Regions from separate parts of the Homo sapiens genome. Here region 2 is linked to region 1. A link is a loop called in an ENCODE intact Hi-C map of the cell type or tissue named here. Cell type or tissue: dorsolateral prefrontal cortex. All regions are shown on one strand. Links, peaks and the distances in the headings refer to the core of each region. The heading gives the core; the rest is flanking DNA.

Region 1 (11,940 bases), core at 2,241-10,240:
CTTTTTCTGAGGGGAATTTGTGTTCGTCAGGAAGGGTTCCTGGAGGCTTTGTTTTGAGGCCTTGATGTGTGACCAGTGCGCTACGGGCCGCCCTTCACCCTTGCCCTTCTTCTACCACGGCTCTGCCCACCCATACTGACACCGCAGGGGGAAGGGTTTCAGAGCAGAAAGAATCAAAAGCTGAGGGACGGGGGAAAAAAAGTGCTTTTCAGGGTCTGATGTGTGGGAATCAAATGAGAGGCCTAGCTCAAATCCGGTCGCCAGGCAACCAAAGTGATATGCTGAGGGAATATCATTAAAGTTGGAAAGTAAGCAGTCTCTCTGAATTAGTAAACCAACCACAGGATCGACGATACACCGAACTCTCTCAGTGCTGGAGCGCAATTTCTCCAAGGAGGACAAGCGGGGGGCTTTGCTAAGTGTAAGGGGGAAAGGAGAGGGAGAGGGAGTGAGAGAACGCAGCTGATTTGTAGAGTTTTTTCATAAAAAAAAGACAATGGCTGTCCAGACATGGAGTTGGTGGTGAAATATGGTAACTGCCACGGCTGCAGCTGGCTCTCTGACACAAGATTAATAAGTTGCCGTTTCCTAGCCGACCAGAACCTAGTGGGAACTATCCAGCATTTTATCTTGAATTGTGGGTAACAGCCTTACTGCAAGCTGGCCTAGTTTACTGCTCTGTTTTTTCCACATCTCCCAAAGTGCAGCAAACATCTGTGACTCTAATGAGGTCATCATTGAGGGTGTCCAGCGAGCTGGGCCCTGAGAACTGACCTCACCTCTGCCTGAACATAAAGTACAAGTGCTGTGGGGAAGCAGGACAAATTAAATGGGGGAGCTGGCACTTGGCTGTGAGTTAAGCTCTTAAGAAACTTTTTGCTGTGATTAAAAAAGAGAGGGAGAGAGAGGGAGAGAGAGAGAGAGAGATTGAGGTTCAGAAATGACAGTACAACAAAGCAGTAGCAAGCCTACAGAATTACATTTAGGCCTCACTGATGAATATTATCACTGACATGAACAAGCAAAGCTTATCTAGGCCTTCCTTCTTGAAAGGCTGAATAAAATTGAATTGCCAACTTCTGCATTTTACCACATTTTGGTGGAAATGTCTCAGAGACCTACATGATTTAAAAGGAAACCTGGGAGAATTCAACCACAAAGTGTATATATGTGTTTCTGACAGCAAAATTTCAAGCATTATAAACCATGTCATATCATTTATAAGTAATTTGATTACAGACACAGAAAACAAATCAAACTTCTCCAGATAGGTCTTTCTTTTCCCTGCAGTTATTCCAACAGAGGCATGGTTTTTATAAATAACATGACCAGGCAAACATGCAAACACAACCCAAAACTGCATTCAAACCAGTGAACTATAATAATTTTGTTTAGTCATCAGAGGAAAGAACATTGAAGACGTGACTGTACCCACTGATTTCTTAAAACAGTCCATTTCAATGGAGTGAGAAATGTAAGCTTTCAAAAGGAAGAAAAATGTTTTAAGTTTGGAAGAAAAAAAGCATATTTCTGAAAGTTTTCTCTATCATTTAATATGTAAGTGTATCAGCCACATGTTGAACATGTATTGTTCATTTTAGCTACATCTGCTCTCAGTGAGAACAGTCATTCTTGATTCCTAAAAAAAAAAAATGGCTATGTGGATAAAGTCCAGAAGGAGAAAAAAAGATGGAGGTCATCTTCAAAACTCATCTAGAAACCTTCATTCATATGTATTAACTCACTATGTATGCAGATGTATTTTTCCCTGGGAGCAAATCCATGAAGCCCAGAATGACATGTCACAGTACTTTTACAAAGAGTTTGATTTTTAAAAAGTAGGCATATGACGAGATTAAATCTGGCAAGTTTTTATCTTATTATTCTCATATTATTATCAGGCTCACTGCAGCCTTGACCTCCCTGGCTCAAGAAATCCTTCTACCTCAGCCTACTGAATAGCTGGGACTATTGGCATGCACCACTACCCCTGGCTAATTTTTTAAAAAATCGTTTTGTAGAGACAGAGTCTCACTATGTTGCCCAGGCTGTTCTCAAAGTCCTGGGCTCAAGTGGTCCACCTGCCTTGGCTTCCTAAAGTGTTGGGATTACAGGCATGAGCCACTACACCCAGCCTCAGTATTATTAGACCAGATCTGATGCAAGAGATACAGAGGACTTGCAATAGAAATGTAATCACTTTCTCAAAAGCTAGAAAATGTTATACAAAACTTTTGTTTGACTAAATATGTAGTATAGGTGGCTGGAGACTGAGAGGGCAAGAGCAGATAGGCTAGATAACAGAAAGTGTTAGCTATTTCTGTTTGATATGAGCCTTTCCACTGTGATATCAAGAGGGAAATCAAGGAGCTGTCCTAAACTTAATTTAGAAATAATGGATATTATGGATTAGGAATGATTTTGAACATGTGCTTTAATGTAGGACATTCAGGATGGAGGGTTTAAACAGTAATGCTAGAGAAAAGTTCTAGTGTTACCTGCAAGTCCCTCAATTTGGACAGCAGAAATCTATCCCATTACACTCTTTCTCAGTTTTCAGGAAGGGCCTGCCTAATGCCCATTTCAAGGCTGAGTTTATTTTTTAAATGCAAATGAAGGAAGTGTTGCGTTCAGCTTTGCAAACAGTTTTCAGAAATCCTGTTGGCCTACATTTAGCTGGGAAGCAGCACCCAGTACCAAGTGTAGGGGCTCGAACAATCAAGTAGTTGTTTGCCTCACTCACATTCCTGAGGCAATCTGGTTCCAGCTGAACTCCTTGGGAACAGTCTGGGCTATGTACCCCTGGGGCATCTGCCCCAATTAGCATTGACCCTTGTGGGCCTCCTTGCTGGCTCTAGGTTGCTCCCAACCTCTTGAACTCTGGGTAAACCAGATTGCTTTAAGAGCCTCCAAAGCTTTCCACAGCCCCAAGATGAACTGGACATCCAGGCTCACCAACAGAAATTCAGTCACCCTGTAGCGCCCAAATCAACATGGCCTCCTCCAGGTTCTCTGAGCCAGAGGAGAGACCCATGTGTTGGGATTATTGCTATGACTAAGAAACAAGAGGAAAGAAGGCTCAAAGAGTGCTTTGCCAGGCTAAACTCAGTAGTATGTGGAAAGAGTACACAGGTCTAAAGCCTCACAGAACTAGGTTGGACTCTTGGACCTTCTCTAACTAGCTGGGTGACCTTGGCAAGTCACCAAACCCTATCAAGCTTCAATTTCCTCATGTGTAAAATGGGGACAAAGATGTCTCTCCTGCAGTATTTTTGCGAAAATTAAATGGTTTAATGCATGTAAACATGTTCAGTAAAATGTCTGGCTTATAGTTGGCCCTCAGGAAATGGGAGTTAATTACAAAAAATAAAAAATAAAACCCATCATGTTTAACCAGGGCAATACCACTCCTGAGAAAATCCAGGCCCACACGATTCTTGAATTCCCTCTTTTTTGTTGTGGTTCATGATCCGTTTGTTACTACCTCTTCCTTTCTCAGAAAACAAATAACCCACAACTAATTTTTGTACCTCTCTCGTCCAGCACTTCCAGGAACTGTGGGGTTGACAGAAGGGATATGCAACAGGTTCTGCATCCTTGAGGATCTCACTGCAAGAACAGCACAGAAAGAGCATGACCCAACTCAAGAGGAGTCTAGACATCGAGTTGCACAAGACTGAGTGTGCACAATGGGATTGGAGAGAAGTAACGGCATGGGCTGCCATGATCAGGGAAAGCTGCACAGAAGTGTTGGGTTTGGTGAGTGTCTCACAGTGAGTGACTGCTATGAATCAGATACTGAGGCAGAGCTAAATAAGGTGCAGCCTTTGCTCTAAGGAGCTTAGAACCAGTAAAGAAAGACGTATTAACATGCAATGTTTAAATGGTGCAGTGAGGGAGTGCTAGGAATGGTTTTCGGGAATATTGTAAGAACATGGAAGGAAAAGGGCTTAAGTTGGCTTTGCAGGATGAATTGGGTCTAAGTTAGCCCTAGGTAGGTGGATCAGCACGAACAAAGGTATAACAGTGGGGAAACAAGCCAGGTACCCCTGTGTGTGCATGTGTGTCTGTGTGTCAGGATGGGATGGGGGCTGGGGAGGATAGGGAGAGAGGAGAAGAGGATATATAAGTGGAAGAAAAAAATAGGTCGGAAATTAGATACAAGATTTAAAGGGGAACCTATTCCAAATAGTTATCTTTCTTTTTACTGATGTGGCAGATGATCCCACTATGATGATCCATGGTTGGTAGGTTATAAAGGCTAGAGATTTTAGAGTATGGCTTTAGTGGGTGAGCTATGCAGTTTATTCACATTTCAATATACTCCTATTTCCCAAAGAAATTTCACAAGCTGGTGGGATCAACCAGAGTGGGGCTGGAACCAGGAGTGATTTTTGTGAGTTGGTTTTCTGATCAAGGCTTTCTCTTAGAAACTAGCCAGGAAAGCAGAAATCTGGGCCCAAGTTTCTGCAGCAGAATCCATTGTCCAGGCACTGGGTGTGGGGTGGGAGTAAAAGGACTATGAGGATTGGGACACAGACAGCACTTTTGGAATTGGCTGGGAGAAAGGAACTAGCACTAGACACTGCTTTGAGACTCTCTGAAGACCCCTAAATCCCAATCCAATACCCAGCAAGTCCTCTACTTCTTTGGCTTGAGTCATCTCTTGTATTGGCTGATCCCTGCTGGTATGGCTGTCTGCCCTGCATGCCGGGGCCAGAACAGGAAAGGGGTTGAGGTTCTGGGTCCTTCTTGACAAGGTCATCCAAGGCTCTATCTTATGGAATTATCCATGTGTATTTATAATAATCTGTGAGCTCTAGTAGTTCAGAAGGTCTTCAGTGCTCTAACAAATGCTCCTTTGAAGAGAAAAAAAAAGTATGAGCCATCATGAGCTTCTTCCCTTAGTGACAAGAGACCTGGGGACATCTGCTTCTTCCACCACTGGGACTGAACATTACCGAACAGTAGTTCTGCTGTGTGAGTATTTAAGTGTCACCGGGAAGAGTAAGCTATTGAAATACAACCACTCCGCTCATTTGGAGTTTCCCTTCTTTTATCCAACATTTATTAAGCACCTATTATAAGCTAAACGTAATGCTAGACACAGTTTCCATCTTCAAAAGCTCAGGGTTAAGAAGAGTGAGAATGCTGGTAGAAGCAAGCATAAAACATGGAGAGAGACCACAGGAGTGGGCCTTGGGATCAGGAAAGGTTTCCTGCAGAGGAGACAGAAAACACCGTGGAATAGTTGACATGATTGCATGTGAGGACATGTGGGACAGAGAGCTGAAGCAGGATAGGCAAGCAGGCCATGAAGTATCTTACACAGCAGGCCAACGAGACAGAGTTTTATCTTGAAGGAAATAGGGCATCGCGGAAGGTCTTAAGCAAGGAAATGGCACAATCAGTACTGTGTTGTAAAGCAGTCATTTAGCAGCTGAAAAGTGGAACTGGTGATGGGGCAGGAAGAGACTGCAAGTCTGTGAGGCAAACGATGAAAATATTATTAGTTATCTTTCTATGGATGATACATTTTAGATGCCTGTTAGTTTACTTGACCAAATTCTCAAGGCTCCCCAGGGGAGTTTCTTGAGGACAGGGACCCATGTTTTTTACTTTAGTGTGCTTTCCTCTGTCTAGACAATCCTAGTCCATAAGGCACTTGCAAATCGCTGCTGAATCAATGGCAAATCTAGGGTGAGGAATCAGGTTTCCAGTGCTCCAACTAGAGCTTTTTCTATACCCACACAGTGGTTTCCCAAGAGAGTTTTATTTTGGAAATGATTAGAGGTTGGGGTAGCATTTTTGTGTAGTAGAGCCCAGCACCATTAGACCTTTTGTGAATACTGAGTGGAGCAGGCCAGTGTCGGAGAGGGGAGCTAAAGAAGTAAGAAAAAGCCGGGCGTGGTGGCTCACGCCTGTAATCCCAGCACTTTGGGAGGCCAAGGCGGGCAGATCACCTGAGGTCGGGAGTTCGACACCAGCCTGACCAACATGGAGAAAACCCATCTCTACTAAAAATACAAAATTAGCTGGGCGTGGTGGCACGCGCCTGTAATCCCAGCTACTCGGGAGGCTGAGGCAGGAGAATTGCTTGAACCCAGGAGGCAGAGGTTGCAGTGAGCCGAGATTGTGCCATTGCACTCCAGCCTGTGCAACAAGAGTGAAACTCCATCTCGAAAAAAAAAAAGAGGTAAAAAACGAGTGTTCCCTTTAGTCTCCAGTGCATTATTAGACTGTGAGGCATTTTGGTAGGAGCTGCAGCCGGTAGATGGCTAAAGAGGAGGACTTTGGGCAATCCAGAGTCAGAGTGAGGTCATTAAGCTCTTGGGAGAGGCAGGAGGGAGACAGAGACGTTTCTAGGAAGTAGTAGAGACTAGGTTAGGAGATAGGAGGAGCCCTGCTTTGACATTTTGCCGCTGGCCTGCACCCTCCCCACCCCTCTACCCTAAAGGCAGAGAGGGAGCTTTTGAGCTTCCATCTTTGTCTAGTCAGTTCCTTTTGTCATTAGGCACCCATCAGCTTCGGCCCACCCAGAATGTAGAAGTGATGTATAAGAATGTGGATAAAGGCTGCACAGCACAGGGCTGCATGGGCTCTTGAATCTGAGCTCTGGAATATTTTGGCCTCAGTTTTCTCATCTGTAAAATGGAAATAATAGTACCCACTTCAGAAAGTTGCTCTGAAGATTTAATAGATGATGTTTGTAAAGAGTTCAGCATAAGTGTCTGACCCAAGTTAGGCACTGAAAAAAAGATTTGCATTGATTATTTTCAGGAGCTGGGGAGGTGAGAAGGTCATGGAACCAATAATTGATGGCCCCAGAGATGCATCTCTCAATAACGACATTAAACTTCACAATTGGCCACCAGATGGCTCTTGAGAAACTTCCCTTATGTCCATATCTGCTCCTGGTGTGGCTGAGGGATCGGCCTCCATTGTAACAAGCACAGACACCCAGGGTAGTGGAAGAGGGAAGGCCCTGGCGACAGCCAGCGAGTAGAACCAACAGAAGGCCTCAGGAAACCCTGGGGTGGCCACCCACGAAAGCAACAGCCAGCAGCTGGAAGGAATGCTTAGAAATGTGTCTGCATAACCATATTTTAAAACATACCAGACTAACCCAAACTAGGAAACAAAGGAAATATAGTCATATCTTCAAATGCAGCCTATCCAGCACACTAACCCTAAGTGTGACCCAGGAAAATTTGAGGAATTGAAGTACAAAAGAGGCTGTATTTCTTCTATCATCCTATTTATCATGGACATCACATACAAAAGTAAATAAAATATTCAAAAAATATTAGAAAAACAGGCAAATTCTTATTTACTTTCAATAACTCAAAGAATCTTTATTCAAAAGAAAAAAATCCATAGCAGTGGGTTTCTCCAGAAAAATTTCTGATTGAAATATTTACTCATTAGCATTTGCACTGATACATTTTTCCAATTATTATAAGAACCTTGGTATATCTCATAGACACTAAATCAGTAGAAAGATCAGTTGAGAACATATATAATAAAGTGTGAAATTGTATTTAAGTTATACCTAAAAAAACAGAGTTAAATAAATAAATAAAATTTATACGTTCTTCAAAAATAAAAACATTTGATATTCACTTTTTTTTTTTTTTTTTTTTTGAGGTGGATTCTCACTCTGTGGCCCAGGCTGGAGTGCGTGACACGATCTCGGCTCACTGCAAGCTCCACCTCCCAGGTTCAGTAGATTCTCCTGCCCCAGCCTCCCAGGTAGCTGGAACTACAGGCACGTGCCACCACGCCTGGCTAATTTTTGTATTTTTAGTAGAGATGGGGTTTCACCATACTGGCCAGGATGGTCTCGAACTCCTGACCTCATGATCCACCCACCTCAGCCTCCCAAAGTGCTGGGATTACAGGTGTGAGCCACCGCGCCTGGTCGATATTCACTTTTAAAAATCTGGCCTAAGCCAATGGACAGAAATTAAACCAATTAATTATGTACAAAGATGAATATTTATTATAGAATTATTATAATGGTAATTATTAAAACTGAACTAAATGTCCAACAACAGGGGACCTGTTAAACCCATGCAATAGAATGTTATATAGTTATTAGAAATGACCAGCCTGCCCAACATGGTGAAACCTCGTCTCTACTAAAATACAAAAATTAGCCGGGCATGGTGGCACACACCTGTAACCCCAGCTACTCGAGGCTGAGGCAGAGGAATCACTTCAATCTGGGAGGCGGAGGTTGCAGTGAGTCGAGATCACACCACTGCACTCCAGCCTGGACAACAGTGAGACTCCATCTCAAAAAAAAAAAAAAAAAAAAAGAAATGATATATGTTGATGATTTTAAAGACATGAGAAAATGCTCAAAATATAATAGTAAATAAAAAGGATGCAGAACTGCAAATGAAGTATGATATCACTTATATGCACCATAACAAGACTGGGAGGAAGTTACCAATTAGCATGCTAAACTGTTTAACAATGGTTATCTTTGGGTGGTAAGATTATGGATGATTTTCATTTTATTTTCTATTATAAATATTTCCTAACTTTATATACTATATGCATATAATACTTTTTAATTGATTTAAAAACACAATAAAAAAAAAACCCTGCACAGTTATAGTTGTTTTAGGCCTTATGAAAGGAACTAATTATTTCTGTTCATAACAAATTCCACTAAACTTTATAATAGATATAAAATACGAGTTTTGAACAGAGTCCACTCCCACCCCCAGATCTCCCAGTCCCCAAGAGATTCTGATCTCTAAAGCTATTCACAAATTGCAGCACCTGCCCCACCCCACCCCATTGTTTTCTCTATCCACTGGTAAATTTCTGTCTTAAAACCCACCTTATTCTTTCTCTCTTATATTAATGAGGTAGAAAAAAAAAGATAATAAACAGCCACACTGAGCGAGAAGGTATATATGGGTGCTTTGTGGCATTTTGTTGTTGTTGTTGTTTTGTTTTGAGGTAGAGTCTTGCTCTGTCACCCAGGCCGGAGTGCAGTGGCACAGTCTCGGCTCACTGCAACCTCCAACTCCCGAGTTCAAGCAATTCTTCTGCCTCAGCCTCCCCAGTAGCTGGGATTACAGGCATGCACCACCACGCTCAGCTAATTTTTTTTGTATTTTTAGTAGAGATGAGGTTTCACCATGTTGGTCAGGCTGATCTCAAACTCCTGACCTCAAGTGATCTGCCCACCTCGGTGGGTGCTTTGTTCTGAGTCAAAACAGTATTATAAAAACAAATATATGATTTTTAAAAAAGCAATCCCTTGTTTTACAAACAATTCACATTCGTAAGTTCACCTTTAGAATCTACAGCAATGAATTTAAAATACAATTTGATTCTTCTTTTTTTTTTCCTTTTGAGACAGAGTCTTACTCTGTCGCCCAGGCTGGAGTACAGTGGCACCATTTTAGCCCACTGCAACCTCCACCTCTGGGGTTTAAGCAATTCTCCTGCCTCAGCCTCCCGAGTAGCTGGGATTACAGGCGCCCACCACCAAGACTGGCTAATTTTTGTATTTTTGGTAGAGTTGGGTTTTCACCATGTTGGCCAGGCTGGTCTTGAACTCCTGACCTCCAGTGATCCACCTGCCTTGGCCTCCCAAAGTGCTGGGACTACAGGCATGAGCCATGGCACCCAACCACAATATGATTCTTGAAGATACGAGTTTCCCCAGCTTCTTTTCTCAGGATCCATTGCTTTCTCCATCTCCTGTCAATCTCCAGGTTCCCCTTAGACAACTTATCAGGCTCTAATTTGTAAAGAAGCTCAGGCAGAGCTGCAGTGAAACTGACTGGAAAAGGTTGTTCTTCAGGCTGGGATTAACTTAAGGCAAGTGAGACACTTGCTTTGGGCACAAAATTTAAGGGTTAGGAGGTGGGGGGAAACAAAAAAACTCATAATCAAGCTCAACACTATCTCAATGTAATATTTTAAGCATCAAAATTAATGCAAAAATCAATGATAACCAAACATTGAAATTTTGAATAAAGTCCAGTACCATGCCAAGATGCCAAGCCACATTGGAGCCTAAGGTGAAAAAAAAAAGTACACCACCAGTAAACATGTTTGTATCTACTTTTTTAGCAGTTAATTTTTCCTGGAACATTAAAGTAGTTTAAACCTTTTGAAACACTGAAATGTGGGTGTATTTTTATTCCTAAAGGAACGAAATGATACAAAAATCACTCCTCAAATTCAGTGATTTCCTCAAAAGCAACCATAATGAAAAGGCCCCAAGTTCTGGGCCAAACATTTAACAAATATAGTGTCTTAAGTCCACTTAATTGTGGGTTAAAGTTCCTATCCCAGGTTAGGAACTGAGAGTCCAGATTCAAGGAGAAGACGTCCTGCAACTATGCCATTCAGTTCACAAACATTTACTGAACACCCACTGAATGTACAACAGTGCGTAAGACAGACAAGAGGCTGATATCGTGGGACTCATGTTCTACTGAGCCCTTCATTGGCTTTTCTTGCTTGTTTGTTTTTAATGAGTCTTTATTTCTACCCAAGCTTTTCTTTTTCAAGCTGCTGTAAATTTACTCGCTGCTCATCTATGTCATTCTTTGCGCTACTGAAATATGCTCTCTTGCTCTAACTCTTGCATTTCACACTGGACCTCTATATTTTCAGTGATGGTATATTTTCCACATGCATAAGTCTTTCCTTTCACACTGCCTTTGCTTTTCCTATTTCTTGCTTTGCTGAGCTCAGTGCTTTACACATAGTAGCTGTTCACCAAATATTTGAGGGTCACTTGATTGTTGAATGAATGAACCAGTGAAAGAATCAGCAAAGGAAGGAACAAACAAATCAATGTACCTGGTCCCTGGAGAGGTGGAGGGAGGAAGGGAGCAGCGTCTTCACGTGCCGTCTTGCTGTTTTTGTATGTTCCATATACGAATGTGTGATTGTGTATGCATTGTTTGTGTATGTTCAATAGCTGCACCTTCACAGGTGGGATAGAAACAGCAGGATAAGCCCTTCCCAGTTGTATTGTCTCAGAAAGGACACGAGACTGGGAGATCTGTGGTATGTGAGGCAACTCATTCCCCTTCACTGAAAGGGTCTCTGTTTCCTCATCTACAGAATAAGGGAGCTGGATTGTGAAATCTAAAGTACCTTTCAGTTCTAACGTGGATTGCATTCATTGTTTCTAATGCTATTGATACCCAGTTAGTGTAGGTGCCAATAAGCACTGCCTTGGATTCTCTTGTGCTTTTGGTTTTCTTGGAAAAAGAATGCCCTTTAACTCTACAATAGAAACATGAGTCAGGAAAAGGGCACAAGTACGGCGTTTCTTCTTGACGAAGATTCCAAGAAACAGCTGTGTGATTCTAAGACATCCCTCTGTTCTCTAGTAATTTTAACGTTAAAATGAAACCTCAAACAATAACCTCAGGTTTCATCTAGGACAAAATATCTCTGGTTTAGCATGTTCTACTTTGAGAATTTTTGTACTCAGGTATGGGGTGAGGGTAGAGGAATATTATTTGGCTTTTAAATTAGCCTTTAAGGAAATTGGCAAATCAAATGCCAGATCCTACATACTATTACAGTAACTAACATTTGTGAAGTGTTTTACAGTTTACACAGAAATTCTCACATTTATATTCCTATTTAAGCCTCATGACAGTCCTGTGGAGTGGGAATTCCTTACCATAATTCTCTTTTTTTTCAATGTGAGGAAAATGAGCTGAACTTGGATGCCCACCTTCAGATCCCAAATCTTCAGCCCCTTACAGACACAGATTTTTAACATCTCTTTCAAAGAGGAAGGATCCCAAATAGAACAGGCATCCAGCAGTCTGTGGCACTGTCTCTCAAAGATGAGGGAAAGCTTTCTGCTTTGGAGGGGTAGGTGAAATAAATCAGTAGTTCCGCCAAACCTGGCCTCATCCTAGACCTGTGGACTCAGAATCT
Region 2 (11,940 bases), core at 1,435-9,434, 300 kb before region 1:
CCTATTGCAAGTTTCGTTATGTCACACACCGAAAGCTCTAGAAAATATGTACTTCAATGATGGTGTCTGCTTTGCCCTCAAATTGAAGTCTCCTTGAAAAATGTTCATACGTCATTTCAATACTGTAAATTTGCAGTTTTACTTTTGAGGTCCGTAAACAGATGCTAATAATTCATTATTATTGCCAGGGTAAACAAAAAGCTCTTTACAAAACTATAGACCACTTAGCACTTTATAGATCAAAGATAACACTTGACATTGTGTTCAGAGGTGAAGAAATAGTCACCACAACAAAAGAGGGCATAATCTAGTTTGAGCTCTAAAGACTGTGTCCTGGAGATTTGGGTTGATTTTGTCTTTATGGTTCTTGCTTTATCTTAGGACCATTAGATTTTGTTTGAAGGTGGAGGATGAACAGCACACCACGTACCAACAAGCAAGACAACTGCAGACTCCCACATATTTTCCTCCTATATGTCTTCGGTGATTCGGATTCCTTACTCAAGTAGAAGATGACTTAAGCCTATCTCCATAACAATTAGCTACAGAATCATTTGCTCCAAGTTCAGGAAGCTCCTTTACCTGCTGCAGAGCAGCTTCTATTGTAATAGAAGCAAAGCCTGGTAGCAGACTGAAAAGACTTGAAAGCCATTCTATGTACATGGTAAAAGTATGAAATGCACCCCAAACAAAGCCTTGAATGTGTCTGAAGATCTCAGAGTGTGATTGTTTGCATCAGATTTTCTATCAGTGCATTTGTGAGGAAGATAAGAATCTATAATAGGTATGGCACCCTAATGCCAATACAGCATTATTCCTTATATAGGTAAAATAATATTCTCATCATGAATTTAAAATGCTGAGGGGCATAAGCTACTTGTGTTTAAAGTAAGCAAACAAATGATAACACTGTCTAATAAAATCACTATTAAATGAGAGATGCAAGCATGCATGCATGAATGGATCCAGCAGAAAAAAAGAAAAAAAATCACTAATTCACTGGCAGTCTGTTGGTTTGTATTTCACTAATGTACAGGGTTTGTGGTTTATAACGTCATCAGAGTTGTACAACAGCATTATATCCCTGGGAGCTGTGCAGGTATCTCTCTCTTTCTCTTTCTGTTCTTTGCATACAATGGGGGATCTAAGCCTGGATTCATGCCCTACCCAGGACATTTCCTTTTTGTGGCATGTGAGCAGAGCCGTTACCAACGCTAAGATTTACTGCTTTGGGGATCGGTTCAGAACAAATGTTCCAAACAGCCGTCTGCCTCTGGCAAGGTAATTTTGGACAAATTCAACAAGACTTCAAAGGAAGCCACCTACTACAATGCCTAAGGAGGATAAAGACCTGATTTAAATGAATGTATTGCAATTAGTGGGTATTTACTTTATATGTTGCCAAGTTCTGATAGCTTTCTCTAACCCTCAGGGAAATAATATGTATGTCTACTTCTGGGGAGCTGAAGAAATGGGATATGGGCTTCCCGGAGAGACAGCTGTTGTGAACATACACAGATCTAAAAGAGAGAAAAGATAAAAAGTTCATGAAAGCTGGAAACAAAGAATAAATGCAATGTTTGCTTTGAGGTGAAAAAAAAAAAAGGTGAGTGTAAGTGTTGTTCTTTCAGTGTCCTCCTCCCTAGAAAAGAGACCCTCTGTTGTAAAAATCTGTTTTTTTTGAAAACAGTTTGTATTAACTAAAGAAAAGTAAAGAAAGTAAAGAGGAGGCAACATTTAATATTGATAAATGCAGGAAAGCCAGTTATCAATTAAAGGAGTCTTGGACCACCGAGCTGATTTAGGTACATCCTGAAATGCCGCGCTGTTAATCCAATCATTCAGCATGAAGCATTCCAGCAGTAGAGGAAATTAAGGATTAAACTGTGGTGGGAAGAATGAGAAAGCAAGATGCTAGATGTATAGTCTGAGTGGACTTTAATCAAATCAAGCCAGAAACAGACCAAAATGGAAATCTAATAGTACAGTGTTTTCATATTCATGTTCACAGTTTCATTCCAGACCTTACATTTACAAGTGAGGTTTAGTGTGAGAATTGTTACAGGAAAAGACCAGAATGTTCTCTTAGTATTTCTCAAAGAATGAATGAGCAAACCAGCCCAAATTTAGTCAAGAAACAGCATAGAGACTTCTATTTGATGCAAAAGAGAGGGCAGAAGAAGCTACATGCCAAACAGCTCCCTAATCTGATTTATCTTTGCCCTGAAAAGATCCCAAAGAGAGGGAAAGCAAATTACAATCTACTCTGTGTTCTTGTTTATTTCAGACAAAACACAATTGAGCAAATAAACTCTCAACGAAAAATCTACTCCAACACAGAGATTTAAAGACAGGACTAAAATGAGTAGGAGTCTGTTAATCAATAAGATTGCTTTAGTCAGATTTTAAAACTTGATTTATCGAGATAATCACCAACATTCTCTTCTGTTGGAGACGTGACCACATGCCTTCATCATATAGGTAACTAACATCTTCCTGAATTTTGGACTCAAAAACATATTTCGATGGTTAGAACTTATCAAGGGATTAAAACACTTTCTAAAAGTAGACTCCATGGAAAACTGCTCAAATATCCTTCTAGGAGTTGCCATCAGTAACATATTTTCCAGCCTTCATCATTAAATATTCTGTAAACCAGCTAAATGTTTTATGGCTGTATATTTTTTCCTTGATGTTGCAGCATTCCTAGCCTAGAAAATTTACCATTGCCCTATTATTTCTGAGATTTCTGAGACTGTTGCTATCTGATTACTCTTGTTTTACAGGAAGTAGAAAAAGAGAATGAAACTCTGTAGGGACGGGGAGTGTGGCTTCTTCCAGCATGGGACTATTTGTTTTAATTAATCTTAAACCATTTTGACATGTGCTAATGGTTGAATGTAGGTATCTGGTAGGTGTGTGGCCTGTCGTGCCTCTCCCCTGCTGTTTACTTTAGCGACTTGTCTGTCTGAAAGTTATGATACCACAAAGCCTCCTTAGGGTCTTAGAGCATGATGTAGCATGCAGACTTCAAAAAACAGCCCCGAGGGATACCCCTTTAAGCTGTTGCAGGTAGAACCACTGAGGTGAGGGCAGGAAAGCTTCAAGCGAACAATGAGGAGGGAAGCTGGTGACTTCATCCTGGCTTCACCTGGGTGCCCTGAAACAATTAGGCAACTTCTATCCAAAAAAACTGCTCTCCTTTGGAAAGATAAAGGGAAATCTGTTGTTAAGTGACTATTGTCACGTTCTGAATTGCCATGTGATGCTAATTTTTCATTTCCTGGGCCTGCCATTCCATCCAAATCACATTTTGCTCAGCACGCTTCTTAACAAAACAGATCCAGTTGATTGGTGACTTTTAAGTGAGGAAGCTTTCTGATTTTTAAAAACACATTAGCAAAGGAATTTATTCTGAGATAAGGAAGAATGAAGTGGCAGTGTAAAACATAATGACCGAGGGAAAGCAGCCTTTAAACTACACACACACACACACACACACACACACACACACACAGCAAATATGAGATTTGAAATAATCAATTTCTTTAACCTGGTGATCACAATTTAGCAAATATATTTTTGGTTTATCATTTCTGAAACAATTCCTTCTAACAAAATTTAAATTGTTTATTTTCCCTTGACAATCTTTTTGTCTTTTGTTATATAAGTAATATACAAATAGAGTATTATTGTAAAAGATTTAACAATACTTCCATCACCATCCTACCCCCCCCAGCCCTATGTACACAGACACAATCATGCACACTCTCTCCCATTTTCAGAGATAACTGGCTAGTGTCAGAAGTTTGCTCTGTATTTTTTGAATCTCCTTGTGTCACATTTACATACAAATATACCTACTTTGGAGGCTTTAAATATGAACACAACAAGAAACATAATATGCCTGCTTTTTTGCAATTTTTCTTTTTTTTGCTTAATATGTCTTGGACATTTTTCAGTCAGCAGATATTTGATTCTCTGTATTTTTAAAATGGCTGCATGGTATTCCTTAGGTGGAATTAGCATCTTTCACTTACTCATTCTTCTATTGATGGGCTTTAAGGTTGTATCTTTTATTTCTATTAAATTTTGAAATCCCCTGCCCCGTGTTAGGCTGTTCTTGAGTTGCTATAAAGGAATACCAGAGTCTGGGTAATTTATAAAGAAAAGAGGCTTAATAGGCTCATGGTTCTGCAGGCTATACAGGAAGCATGGTGCTGGCATCTGCTTGGCTTCTGGGGAGGCCTTAGGGAGCATTTACTCATGGCAGAAGGCGAAGTAGGAGCAGGCAAGTCACATGGTGAGAGTGGTAGCAAGAGAGAGACAGAGGGAGGGTAGGTGCCACATACTTTTAAAACAACCAGACTTCTTGTCAACTCACTTATCACCAAGGGCATAGTGCTAAGCCATTCATGACGTATCCGCCCCCAAGACCGAAACATTTCCCATCAAACCCCACCTCCAATGCTGGGGATTATGTTTCTTTTTTTTTTCTTTTTTGAGACGGGGTCTCGTTCTGTCGCCCAGGCTGGAGTGCAGTGGCGCTATCTGGACTCACTGAAAGCTCCGCTTCCTGGGTTCACGCCATTCTCCTGCCTCAGCCTCCCGAGTAGCTGGGACTACAGGCACCCGCCACCATGCCCAGCTAATTTCTTGTATTTTTAGTAGAGACGGGGTTTCACCATGTTAGCCAGGAAGGTCTCGATCTCCTGACCTCGTGATCCACCCGCCTTGGCCTCCCAAAGTGGAATTATGTTTCAACATGAGATTTGGAGGGGACAAATATCCAAACCATATCACTCCCACACAGATGAGAATCTATTTTTAGCAGAAATTTCCAACAAGTAGAATTATTGGATCGAAGATGTCAACTTTGCTGTCCTTTTCCAAAAAAACCTCATTTTTTCATTGATAAATTAATTACTAGCATATTTTGCATACCCACTATGTGCATGGGGCTTTAGGCAAGACATAAACATATATATCTTAGTAGGGAACATGATAGATTCCCATTTGGGGCCTATGCCTTTTCAGACAAAAATTACTTTTAAACAAATCTTGCTTTCTTTGATCATAAGACTATCCTCTAAATTAATAAAAGACAGTGGGTCTTTGTTGTAAAGCTGACTGAAGCTACTTTATTATAATACAAAAATTTTCAGTTTAGAACCTTGTGCTACATTGCCACTGAACGTTTGAGATTGGCTTTTGATTATGTGATTCAAAAGGACCAATGACTGCTTTGGGAGGCCAAGGCAGGAGGATCACCTGAGGTCAGAAGTTCAAGACTGGCCTGGCCAACATGATGAAACCCTGTCTCTACTAAAAATACAAAAATTAGCCGGATGTGGTGATGCATGCCTGTAATCCCAGCTACTTGGGAGGCTGAGGCAGGAGAATCGCTTGAACCCAGGAGGTGGAGGTTGGAGTGAGCTGAGATCGTGCCACTGCACTCCAGCCTGGGTGACAGAGTGAGACTTGTTCAAATAAAAGACAGGATAACTGTTTTTGCCGGAGATTCCCAGCCACTGACTATCTAACTATCCCTGATATGCCTAGGCAACCCAACCCCTGGAATGCGTGTTAACCCACATCAGGTTTAGAGGGCTGGACTCTTTTTTTTTTTTTTTGAGACAGAGTCTTGCTCTGTCACCCAGACTGGAGTGCAGTGGCACAGTCTCGGCTCACCGCCAGCTGCGCCTCCTGGGTTCACGCCATTCTCCTGGCTCAGCCTCCTGAGTAGCTGGGACTACAGGCGCCCGCCACCACAGCTCGGCTAATGTTTTGTATTTTTAGTAGAGACTGGGTTTCACCGTGTTAGCCAGCATGGTCTCAATCTCTTGACCTCGTGATCTGCCCGCCTCGGCCTCCCAAAGTGCTGGGATTACAGGCGTGAGCCACCGCGCCCAGCCTAGGGCTCTACTCTTGACAGTGCAGCTGCAATGCACAGCATATGGGGCTAGCAGGCTTGAGTCTGATGGTCTCTCTGCAGGACAGCATAATATGATGGGACACCAACTCTGGGCAGAGACACTTACCTGTAGCTAGTGAAGAGTAGAGCAGAGACTTGAATTCAGGTAGCTTTACACCAGAGAATGAACATTTAACCATAGGTTATCTGGCAACTATCAGTGCAAAATTGAATTTCTACAGAAAGAGTTCAGAGGACAGAGTATTTGCTGTGGGCTAGGATTGCCCTATAGGGCTTTCAGGAAGAAGCTGGGATTTGAATAGTTTCGGTTTAGGTTATGAGGAGGAAGAAGAGGAGGAACATGAAAAGCAACTCAGGACCAGGCTTGGTGGCTCACACCCTGTAATCCTAGCACTTTGGGAGCCCAAGGCGGGTGGATCACTTGAGATCAGGAATTCGAGAACAACCTGGCCAACATGGTGAAACCCTGTAAAAATACAAAAATTAGCCAGGCATGGTTGCACGCACCTGTAATCCCAGCTACTCAGGAGGCTGAGGCAGGAAAATCACTTGAGGCTGGGAGGCAGAGGTTGCAGTGAGCCGAGATGGTGCCACTGCACCCCAGCCTGGGCAACAGAGTGAGACTCCATCTCAAAAAAAAAAAAAAGAAAAAGAAAAAAGAAAAAGAAAAGCAACTTAGAAAGGGAAAAATATGGATATGGAAAAGGGAAAGCAAAAAGTAAGATAGCAGCCAAAACAATAGCAATAAATTAACATTACTGATTGCTTTATTAATATTATGGGCTAGCACCCTGCTAAGTGCTCTACAGGAAACATTTTATTTAATCCTTAATAAATTGGGATGAGATAATGCTATTCTTTTTGTATAGATGAGGAAATGGGACTTAAATATATATTAAGTAAGCTGCCCAAAGCCATGGAGCCAATAAATATGTGTAGCCCAGTGATTGGAGGGGATGAAGGGCAAGGCACTCATGGATGTTAAGGGGCATCGTGGGAAGGGTAGAGAGGAACACTGGGACAGGTCATGGAGCGTCTTTGATATGGAGGCTGACCATGCCAGTAGGCAGTGGGGAATCCTTGAAACATTTTTGAGCACTGGAGTGACATATGAAAGGGCATCTATGAGAAAATCATTTTATTTTTATCCTTAAACTCTCCCCACTCTCTGATGAGAGGTGGAAACCCTGTGTCACTCCAGATTTATAGATGCATTCAGTGATGGCAGGTGGTGATTACAAAGGAAGATCTGAAGATAAAGCTGGAGCAGGATGACCTTCTCCTTTCATCCCTGCCTTGAGGGCCCCAGCTGGGACCTAAAATAGTCTAATATATATTGACACCTGGTTAGGTCCAACAGTGCTCCAGGGAAAAGAGCATAAGCTCTGAGACAAGAAGGACCTGGATTCAAATCCTGGCTCTGCCACTTTCTAGCTTTGTGCACATTCCTGAGTGTCTAGTTACTAGTCTGTGAATCCTAGTGGGAAGGGACTGTGCCCTGTTCACACTGTGAACAATGCCTGACTTAAAGGCTTCACAATCATTCTTTTTTGAGTAAGAAGAGAATGGAGCTTTCTGAGGCTTTATCTCTTCATCTGTAAACGAGGATTATCACAACTACTTCATAAAGTCTTGTCTCTCATAAACCTAGGAATTGCAAACAATCCAGGCCCTTTCTGGACAGGGAGGCCTATGTCTCTGCTGCCATGTTATCCTGATTTCCCATGTTTTGCCATCAGGGTGGGGGTGGGAAGAGATGATGATTCCTTGTTATTTTGGAAAGTAATTTTTTCTTGATTATTAAAGTAATACATGTTTATTTTATATAGAATTTGGAAAAAATTCAAAGAAATTTGAAAAAATAGAAAACAGAAAGTAAAAACATGTTCCTGTAAGATAATATGTATTAGTGTTCATGTTTTAGACAATTTTTTTAGTCTTTATTCTTTTCCTCTACATATACATTTTATGTAATAAAATTGTGATCATATTGAATACAACTTTCTAACCTGTGTTTTTCTCCAGTACCATTTTATCATGAGACTTTCCCTAGATCTTAAACCGTATTTCAAAATAGGATTTTTAATGTCTGTATAAAATTTCATTATGTGAACTTCCTTTACTTTATTAAAACTTTCTCTTACTTTCCAACAAGTGCTTGGTTTTCAGTTTTTCAGTATTGGAAAGGACATGGCAAGGCACCACCTCACTAGTGGGCGCTCAAAGGTTGCTTCCAGGCTGACTGATTCAGAATTACCTGGGTAGCTTTTAAACCAGATTTCTCTCTTCCACCCTAGATTCCTGAAGAGGGAGGTGGCTATTAAGAAAAAAAATAAAAGGACCCTCCAGGTGATCCTGTTGTAAATTAGGAACCACTAATCTTGAGTTCTCAGAGGACTGTTTTTTCGTTTTTTTGTTTTTTTGTTTTTTTTTCATAGCTGAAATCCTCTTGCCCCACACAGTGCCTGACACAGTGGGTGTTCTGTAAATACTTACTGAGTGAATTAACAAATCTTATATTCTGCATTTTAATTCTGGTTCTTGTTTCCTTAGCGGAGTCTTGAAGGTAAATTGTTGGGTTAAAATTTTCATTTTAAAAAACATTGATGGTACTTTTTAAATAAGTACTTTCTCTAAAAATCAATATATATTTCTTTTTCTTTAGAAATACATATTTTTCTTTTTTCTTTTCTTTTTGAGACAGAGTCTCGCTCTGTCGCCCAGGCTGGAGTGCAGTGGCGCGATATCGGCTCACTGCAAGCTTCCGCCTCTGGGGTTCACGCCATTCTCCTGCCTCAGCCTCCTGCGTAGCTAGGACTACAGGCGCCCGCCACCACGCCCGGCTAATTTTTTTTTTGTATTTTTAGTAGAGACGGGGTTTCACCATGTTAGCCAGGATGGTCTCAATCTCCTGACCTTGTGATCCGCCTGCCTCGGCCTCCCAAAGTGTTGGGATTACAGGCGTGAGCCACCGTGCCTGGCCCAGAAATACATATTTTTCTTATAAGAACAATATAGATTCATAATATAAAAATTTCAAAATGTAGATATGTAAAAAGAAAAAATCATATAATATGCACACACATATATGTATATGTATATTTCCATTCAGTTCTTTTCCTGTATATATATATGTGAATATATGTGAAAAATATATATTAGCCACATATCATGCAGTAAACAAAATGTTGTATAATCTGCTTTTTCTTTGTGGGTCTCACAATCATTATTTTAAATCCTGGTTTGGCAGTTTTTGCAATTATATTTCTAGCCTGTTAATAAATAATACCTAGTCTATTAAATCTGTGTGTAATAGGGATCTATTTTCATGGCTGAATTTAAACATTTCCAAAATCATTACTAAACACAGTTTAAAAATATTTAGTGAAACATTTTGTTTGGTGTGGTGTAGACTGCAAGTTTTCATACTTTTTGCATTTATAGGAACTGGTAAATATCTTTTGGGGAACGGCATGGAAGTGACATATTAGTAAAGCCATTTAAATAACCTAATTACCATCTACTACTATATCAGAGAAGAAATGATATTTTAATGTAGAAAATGTAAATGCATTTACTTTTCTAAAAATTAAAACTCAGTTTGAGATGTGCAGACCCTATGTCACTTTAGAAATGTAAAATGTCACATAGCAATTGTAGAGGATGTATTCTGGGTAAGAAGGATAAAGCTGAGAATAAGTTTGCTAATTTTGCCCCAGACTGATGAAAACATCGTCATTAACCAGCTCCAGTCCTTCAGTATCCACTAGATAAATGCATGTCTTGCTTCTTAGCCATTGTATTTTCCTTCACTTATTTGTGGGCTCCTAGAAGGGAGAAGTCATGTTTAATTCATCTTTGAAGTCCTAGTGCTTAAGACTGTGCAGTTAGAGTAAATGGAATGATTGTGAGAAAGCACACTCCATTTCTGAACTACTTTCTTTTCACTTTGTCACTCAACTTTCTCTAAGTTGCTCTTTAAATTGGTATTCATTATTTGAGCAAAAGATTTAGGTCACAGAGTTGGGGAACAGACCATTTTTATGCAGTTACAAACTTGATTTTCAAGATCTGGCAAGATTGAAGAAAGATGTTTAATATACATTATCTTTACATCTAGCAACTCAAACCATAGAGGAGCATGAACACAGGATTACTGTTGTACAGGTCATGTTAGAACTGCTTTGCAAATTTGGTCCCTACTTTAATGTCCCATTGCTATTTTGTGTTTCCTCTACCAGAGGCTCCATTCTCTTATCTGTCAAGCTCCTCCTCCTCCTTTAAAAGCCCAGGTCAAATGCTCCTTCCTCTACGGAGACTTTTCCCCCCTTTTCCTTCAATGTCTCTAAACTGGGCAGAAGCAGTCATTTCCATCTTCATGCTCCCATTATGATCTGTTCATGCCTAAATTTTATCACGCCATTGTGCTTTTCTGTTAAATATATAAGGGTCTATCTTTGGTGCATGTTGAAGTTCCCTGAGGGATGGGGAGGGTTATTATCTTTGTCCTCAGTATTTAGTACAATATATGATCTAGGGTAAGGAACTCATACACTAATATTTTTAGGGCCTTTTAATTTAGGATCATCAGCTATACATATATATATTTAAATCCTTTTTGTTCTCAGTGGCTGCTAAGCTAAATCCATGATGATATGCAACAAATCCAGGATGTCCTTTTGAATGGGTTCTTTTGGCTGGGTGGCTTCTCAGGCATCTTCAGCCATTGTTAAATGGCTTCTCATGGAAGCCATGAGAAGGCGTTGTGGGTGGGGTGGGATGGGGCTCTTGAGGCAGATGCAGTACCCAAACTCTCTCTCTCCACATACTGTTGTAAGGAGGGTGGCTTGGTTCTCAACCCATTGGTCTTCCAAACCCAAATATGTTTAATCACCTACAAGTACCACTCATTAGACTACCCCTAAAAACAATAATTAGGTACCACATTTCAATGTGAAGTGATCCATGTTACCATTGTTTCTTCTGCATAGTGACTCTCCCACTGCTGGTATTGTGACAGCTAAATAAAAAGGCCAGTAATATGTGGGTTTCTGTTTTTTGTTTTTTTACCTTGAGGAAACAAAGACTCTCCTGACGTAATGAGATACTAGGAATCTGAAAAGAGCCAAACAGAACAATAGATTCTTTTTTGTATATTATTATTATGAAGCCACTAAGAAGGAATTATTCAGCAATAACATATGGGAGACTGGTTATTGTTACAACTTTCAGCTCATCACTAGGGGAAACAACAAGTTGTTCAAAGCAACCTGTGAGGGGTGGATTACCAGAAATGCACATAAATTGTTAGAATTGACACTGTCTCTTGGCTGGGCACAGTGGCTCACACCTGTAATCTCAGCACTTTGGGAGTCCATGGCAGATGGATCATTTCTCTTGAGATCAGGAGTTTGAGACCAGCTTGGCCAATATGGCAAAACCTCATTTCTACTAAAAATACAAAAATTAGCCGTGTGTAGTGGTGCGTGCCTGCAATCCCAGCTACTTGGGAGGCTGAGGCAGAAGAATCACTTGAACCCACTAGGCAGAGGTTGCAGTGAGCCGAGATCATGCCACTGCACCCCAGCCTGGGCGACAGAGTGAGACTCTTGCCAAAAAAAAAAAAAAAAAAAAAAAAACCAACATTTTCTCTCAAAGGCAGAAATTAACAAGCAACAAAATGCTAATAAGAATCTCTCAATGCACCTTTCAAACAAAACTCTCTAGTGTTAGCCCAAAGTTTTAAAAAAGGGCAAACTTTTTTTATTAAAAAAGCGTTTGGCCGTGTTGCCTTGTACATGACTTTTGGAGCCCTCACTAAAAAGCTGTTTACCCTAATTTCCCAGTAATGTCTTCATTTCTTGGTCAGGAGATTTAGATTATCTCATTACCAAGATCCTGATTCATTGGCTTGAGGAGTTAGGTTCCCCCCACAAAAGGTCCTCTCTGTCCTCTGGGAAGTAAAAAAGCCACATATAACTCCATATAACTGCCATAGAATGCCC

The links. A loop is a pair of places that touch in the nucleus more often than their neighbours do. Peaks named below come from ENCODE experiments on the same cell type or tissue, not always from the same donor. Only the 100,000 strongest peaks of a DNase experiment are listed, where the experiment ranks them.
Region 2: a loop joins it to region 1, with 2.4 times the contacts of the local background. A loop is called at or near these places in 10 of 110 quality-filtered maps.

Annotation. Positions count from the first base shown.
Region 1 is chr3:182,241,666-182,253,605 of GRCh38, forward strand. No RefSeq gene overlaps it. Among named protein-coding and RNA genes, the nearest start is that of LINC01994, 240 kb to the right of the region's middle. RefSeq lists enhancers at 1-1,674, 2,936-3,230 and a silencer at 2,936-3,230. In dorsolateral prefrontal cortex, for the core only: a CTCF peak has its summit at 6,882 (motif pointing right); a DNase peak (open chromatin) is centred at 2,726; H3K27ac peaks cover 3,515 bases.
Region 2 is chr3:181,940,359-181,952,298 of GRCh38, forward strand. No RefSeq gene overlaps it. Among named protein-coding and RNA genes, the nearest start is that of LINC01206, 6.0 kb to the right of the region's middle. In dorsolateral prefrontal cortex, for the core only: no CTCF peak of the experiment used is centred there; no DNase peak of the experiment used is centred there; H3K4me3 peaks cover 626 bases.